Linked DNA regions of Homo sapiens: region 2 is linked to region 1. A link is a loop called in an ENCODE intact Hi-C map of the cell type or tissue named here. Cell type or tissue: mammary epithelial cell. All regions are shown on one strand. Links, peaks and the distances in the headings refer to the core of each region. The heading gives the core; the rest is flanking DNA.

Region 1 (2,920 bases), core at 293-2,792:
TTCCCAGGAGGTTAAGGCATTCTTAGTTACAGGATAAGACAGGTGGTTGGCATAGATACAGGTCATAAAGACCTTGCTAATAAAACAGGTTGCAGTAAAGAAGCCGGATAAAACCCACCATAACCAAGATGGTGACAAGAGTGACCTCTGGTAGTCCTCGCTGCTACACTCCCACCAGCGCCATGACAGTTTACAAATGCCATGGCAACAACAGGTTACCCTGTGTGGTCCAAAAAGGGGAGGCATGAATAATCCACCCCTTGTTTAGCATATCATCAAGAAATAACCATAAAAGTGGGCAACCACCAGCCTTCAGGGCTGCTGTGTCTATGGAGTAAGCATTCTTTTTTTCTCTACTTTCTTAATAAACTTGCTTTCACTTTACGGACTCACCCTGAATTATTTCTTGTGCAAAATCCAAGAACCCTCTCTTGGGGTCTGGATCAGAACCCCCTCTCCGGTAACAACAATAGTGATTCTCAAAATGTGGTTCCCAAATCAGCAGCACTAGCATCACCCGGGAACTTGTCAGAAATGCAGATTGAGCTCTGGCGACCAGAAGTCTAAAGTCAAGGTGTTGGCGTGGCGCGACCTCACTCCCTCCCAAGGCTCCCCGGTTCCTTGCCTCTTCCAGTTTCTGGTGTCTGTTGGCATTCACTGTGGCTGCATCCCTCCAATCTCTGCCTCCGTCTTCACATGGCTCTCTCATCTGTGTGTCCGTGTCTTCCCTTCTTCTGTCCCTTACAAAGACACTTGTCATTGGATGTAGGGTCCACTTGGTAATCCAGAATGATCTCATCTTAAGATTCTTAACTTAATTACACCTGCAAAGACACCCTTACCCTCACATTCATAGGTTCTGGGGACATATTTTTTTGGGGGACACCATTCAACCCACTACAACACTCAAGTTTGAGAAGCAGTGGTAGAGGCAGAATGAATGAGGAAATTCCACATGGAAAGGTGCTCCCTTCAATTTCACAAAAATCCCCCCCCCCTTTTCATTTTCTCCTCTTGTTCACTTCTTTCTCTTCCTTTTATTCACTTGATTGTTATGTGTTTCTATTTCTTTTCCACTATTTTTTTTTTCCTCATATTCCTTGAGAAAAAATTTTTCCATTACTTTTTGACTCTTATAGCCCCGTTCAGGCTGCAAACTGCATTTCCGTTTTAGAAGAAAATTCAGAATAGTGAAACAAGGCTTCCTTTTTTGGGTGAAATATCAAAAATCATATTTCACATAAAATGTGATCAAATCTGATTTTAGAATTAATACTACAGATAAATGCTGTAGATGGTTTAGTAATTCTGTTTTTCCCATTGCAACCAGTGTCCTCTAGTGGTCAATGTTGGAATTGATAGTAAAAAATAAACATTTTCATCTCTTTTCTTGCTTACTGATTAAATAACATATGTTGAGAAAGCAATGTGTGTCAGATACTGTAGATGTCTATATAAGACACCTAGACAAATAAAATTAAGATGCCGTCCTTCAAAAGCTCGACTTTTTCCTGTATTATTTCAGAGATGCTGGAATATTTGATTGGAATATTTATTTCATTAAAATCTATGAAAACCATTTCAAGTTCATTAGTGTAACTATGCAGACGTTCTAGCAAGCAATTTTTTTTGTCCAGAGGGATAATTCCAAGAAACTTTATAATGTATGAAAAATGAATGAAATATACAACATAACTCAGGTCAGAAACACTTGGTGTGATGATTTAATAAATTGTACATGCCAATATAAAAATTTTAACTCTTTGAAACCCCTTTATCTCTCATGTTAATCCTTATATCTCTTTTATGTTTTGAAGAATAGCAAATTGGTTCAAGAGTGCACTAATCAAGCACACACATTTTACTCTCTTTCCTCCCCAAATCCCATGGAAATAAAAATAAATAAATAAAATAAACATGAGAATAAATCTGTAAAGAATTGAATCATGGGAAACTGGCATCACCAGACCAAAAGTAAGTGCAATTTTGACTAAATGTATGGGGTAAGTGTATAGCAGAGTCATGTCAGGCATGGGAATTCCTGATCTGAGTAGGGTTTTCCAAGAGTTGTATTGGTCTTCATAAGACAAGGAGGTACTTAGGGGTGAAGAGGCCATAGCAGGAAGGGAAGCTGGGGGAGTGTTCATGTGGAGAGCCCAGCTTCTGAGATGCTTTCCTCTTAAACCCCAATAAAAGAATCTTCCAGTTAGAAATCTAGTCTTTCCCCTCCTACACTATAATTCCCTCTTTTAAACTTTTCCTATCCTTCAGTAGATAAATTCTTATTGTTATGGGCTAAGTTGTATCCCCAAAAATGCATGTGTTGAAGTCCTAACCCCCAGTACCTCGGAATATGACTGTATTTGGAGGTAGGGTCTTTAAAAAGGTAAGTAAGGTAAACTGAGGTCATATGGGAAGGCCCTAATCCAATATAACTGTTTCATAATAAGAAAAGGAGACTAGGAAGCCGGCAACACACAGACTGAGGGACAAGCACGACAGGGCACAGCAAGAAGGCCGCCACCTGCAGGTCAAGGAAAGAAGCTTCACTGTAAAACAACTCTGCTGACACCTTGATCTTGGACTTCCAACTTGCAGAACTGTCAGAAAATAAATTTCTGTTGTTTAAGCCACCCACTCTGTGGTAATTTGTTATGGCAGCAAACTAATACACATATTCACCTGCAGAGCCTGGTGGAATAATCTTAGAGAGGCTGCACAGGACAATTCATAAAAAGTGAATGAAAGGGAGTCCCAATACCTCGTTATCACACTGGCACCCCTCAAGAGGGATCCTTATTATTTCAAGTCTATGAGCTGTAGCACAATGCACAGGACAATTCATAAAAAGTGAATGAAAGGGAGTCCCAATACCTCGTTATCACACTGGCACCCCTCAAGAGGGATTCTTATTATTTCA
Region 2 (2,920 bases), core at 111-2,610, 52 kb before region 1:
AAGATGGAGAGAGCAGAAGCCCCTTTTCAATCATTTATTTTTTTAATTTCTGTGAGAATCAATTATATAGAAGCACTGTATTAGGTACATAGCCAAATGAATGAGTGAGCAGGTTACTGCCTGAGAAGGCTTAACAGTCTAGTGGGGCAGAAAGAAGTGTTATTAGTATTACAGTGTCTAAATGGTACAACAAAGCACTTGGGAAAGAGAGAAGAAAGAGAACAGGGCTTGATTCAGATGAACAGAAGAGTCAGGATTCACAAAAGAGAGGTGGTCTTCACTGAGAAGATGGGAGCTACTGAAAGGATAACTGAGCAAAGCCATGCCAGCCGCCAATCCACTTGCATATTGTATACTAAGCAGGCAGAAAGCCAGAGAAAGCTTCCATGGGATTTATCCCCTCTCCATGTGGCTTCATATGTGTAAGGAAAATGGCCGTGCTTTAGTCAGGAACAGGCCGAGGCAGCCTTCTGATGCAACATGACTCAGAGGGTTTGGAGTGCAGGCGCACGGTTCCACATGTTATGTAACCATGCCACATGAGGCACATTATGTAACCACACCATGTGAGGTGCATTAAGTAACCACTCAAGTGCCCTCACGCTTGGCTTGGAGCCACTATTGTCTGTAAAAGGTATAACTACCTTGCTGATGCTGTACATATGGCTTGCTTGTGCCCACAGCCCACTTGCACCCAGAGAGACAATAAAGCCATGTTGAAATTCCTTGCAATTCTTCGAATGTTCTTTCAGCTGCCTGCCACTTGTCCACCCACTCCCCTCAGACCTCAGTTAGAACCTGACAATTGGCACTATGAGCAGAATCCCAAGGTGAGTGAGCCTTAAGTCTCTGCTGATTCCAGGTTGGCTATGTGGCCACAACATGGATTGTGGGAACTGGTGGCAGATGTGCTGCTCGGATGGGCTCTGGTGGAAACCTGGGCAGTGGTAGATGGGTCCCCCACAAGTGTGGAGAAAGAGCTGAAACAGCTGGAAGCACAGAACACCGAGAAGGAACCAACCTTTGCCGGCAGAGTTGGATGGGTGTTTGAGACTGTGCTGTGGGAAGTGCATGCTCAGTTCCTACAGGGTGCCACACAGACCTGTGGGAATTAAACAGTGCCACCAGCATCCAGGGGAACCTCTGCCCGCCTGGATGCTTCATCTGTGGGACAAGGGGGCAAATAGTATATTCCATTCCGCCTGAGATGGAAAAACTTGCCTCTGTTATGACACCCCTCCCTCCATCAGCGACTGCTAATAAGTAGGTGGTTGGCACAAGGGCAAGGTGACCACACGCTGATTGAGTGAATATAGGCAGCCATATGGACTGTGTAGGATGCCAGTGAAATACCAAAAGATGTCAGTAGATGGCAGTTGTACACAGACTTGGTGCAAGTCGTTCAGGAGAAGGATAATGCCGCGCAACCCAGTCCTGCCCAGGCATTCTAGCTCAAAGACTAAGTGCTGTAGCTGGGTGGGGGTGTAGAGCCTTTTCCGTTTGATTAGGGAACTAGCCAAGGTGCCCAGCTTGGGGGCACACCAGACGACCAGCAGTCACATGTGAAATTAGCAATCCTCTGATCCTCCACCAACGTATAGCAAGTGTTAGTGCTGGTAGATCCCAGCACAAATACATTCTGGGGGTGGATATTCTACATGGCTTGGCCTTACAAACCATTTGATGGACTGCTTGATGATGGAATTGGGACAGTACCACTATGTGGTAGACTTGGCGAATGCATTCTTTTCCAGAGAGCCAGGAACAGTTTGCCTTCATGAGAGGGTGACAATGGACTTTCAGTGTTGCTGCAGGGCTATGTGCAGAGCCCCACCATATGTCGTGATCTTGATATTATGCTAACCTCTGATTCTTTTGCAGATTTAGAAGTGGCAACACTCCTCTTTCCTGGGATTGGAATGGTGCAGCTGAGACCACTTTCCTGGCAGCCAAGCAGGCACAAGCCCTATAGGTAATTATCCAGAGGCACCCATTTAAACTCGATGTGAATGTGACCACAGATAGTTTTGGCTGGAGCTTATAGCAGCACATGGAGCACTTAAGAATGCCAGTTGGCTTTTGGTCCCGACTACGGAAAGGAGCTGAGCTCCAGTATTCATTGATAGAGAAGCAGTTAATAACTGCATATGCTACCCTTCAGGTTCAGGAGTGTGTGACCAGACAGGCTACAATCATTATGTGCCTGATTTACCCAATAGCAGGATGGGTGCATTCATGGGTAAAGACCCCCCAAGACTGGAACGGTGCAGACATACACTTTGGCAAAGTGGGGCGCCTACTTGGAGCAGTGGAGTATGCTGAGTACAAGTCCCTTATCAGCAGAGTTGCAAGAGGTCTTGGGACCTGCAGCCCTAATGCAAGATAAGGCCATGGGGCCTGAGGCACCCCTAGACCCTGAGCCTTCACCATTTAAGGAAGGGCATCCCCTCATTCCTGATGGGGCATGGTACACAGATGAGTCTAACCAAGGTGCTGCTATTTGGACCACTGTTACCGTCCAGCCTAGTACTGATACCATGCGGTATGAAACTGGATGTAGGTGAAGTAGCCAATGGGCTGAATTTAGAGCAATCCTGATGGTGATCACCAAGGAGGTGACACCTGTGGTAATCTATACTGATAGCTGGGTGATCTGTCGAGGCTTAACCTTGTGGTTAACCACTAGAAGTTACAGAAGTGGCCAGTTGGTCACCAGCCCATGTGGGGCCAAGCCATGTGGCAAAACCTATGGGAGGAAGGATGACTTCCTCTGACCAGGTATGGAGACAAATGGTAACCTGTTGTTGCCTGCCCCAACACCCCTGAAGGCAGGGGAACAGAAAACCTGGCTGTGGCCATGGACCTTCCAAGCCCCCCACTGTTGGTGGTTGGCTGTCATAGCTCCCTGTGGAGAGGGCCT

What was found. Hi-C counts contacts between places; a loop is a spot of excess contacts. Peaks named below come from ENCODE experiments on the same cell type or tissue, not always from the same donor. Only the 100,000 strongest peaks of a DNase experiment are listed, where the experiment ranks them.
Region 2: a loop joins it to region 1, with 9 times the contacts of the local background. A loop is called at or near these places in 20 of 110 quality-filtered maps.

The regions. Positions count from the first base shown.
Region 1 is chr9:75,185,385-75,188,304 of GRCh38, reverse strand. No RefSeq gene overlaps it. Among named protein-coding and RNA genes, the nearest start is that of OSTF1, 98 kb to the right of the region's middle. In mammary epithelial cell, for the core only: CTCF peaks have their summits at 1,332 (motif pointing left) and 2,521 (motif pointing left); no DNase peak of the experiment used is centred there.
Region 2 is chr9:75,236,986-75,239,905 of GRCh38, reverse strand. No RefSeq gene overlaps it. Among named protein-coding and RNA genes, the nearest start is that of OSTF1, 150 kb to the right of the region's middle. In mammary epithelial cell, for the core only: a CTCF peak has its summit at 1,362 (motif pointing right); DNase peaks (open chromatin) are centred at 535 and 1,365; H3K27ac peaks cover 704 bases.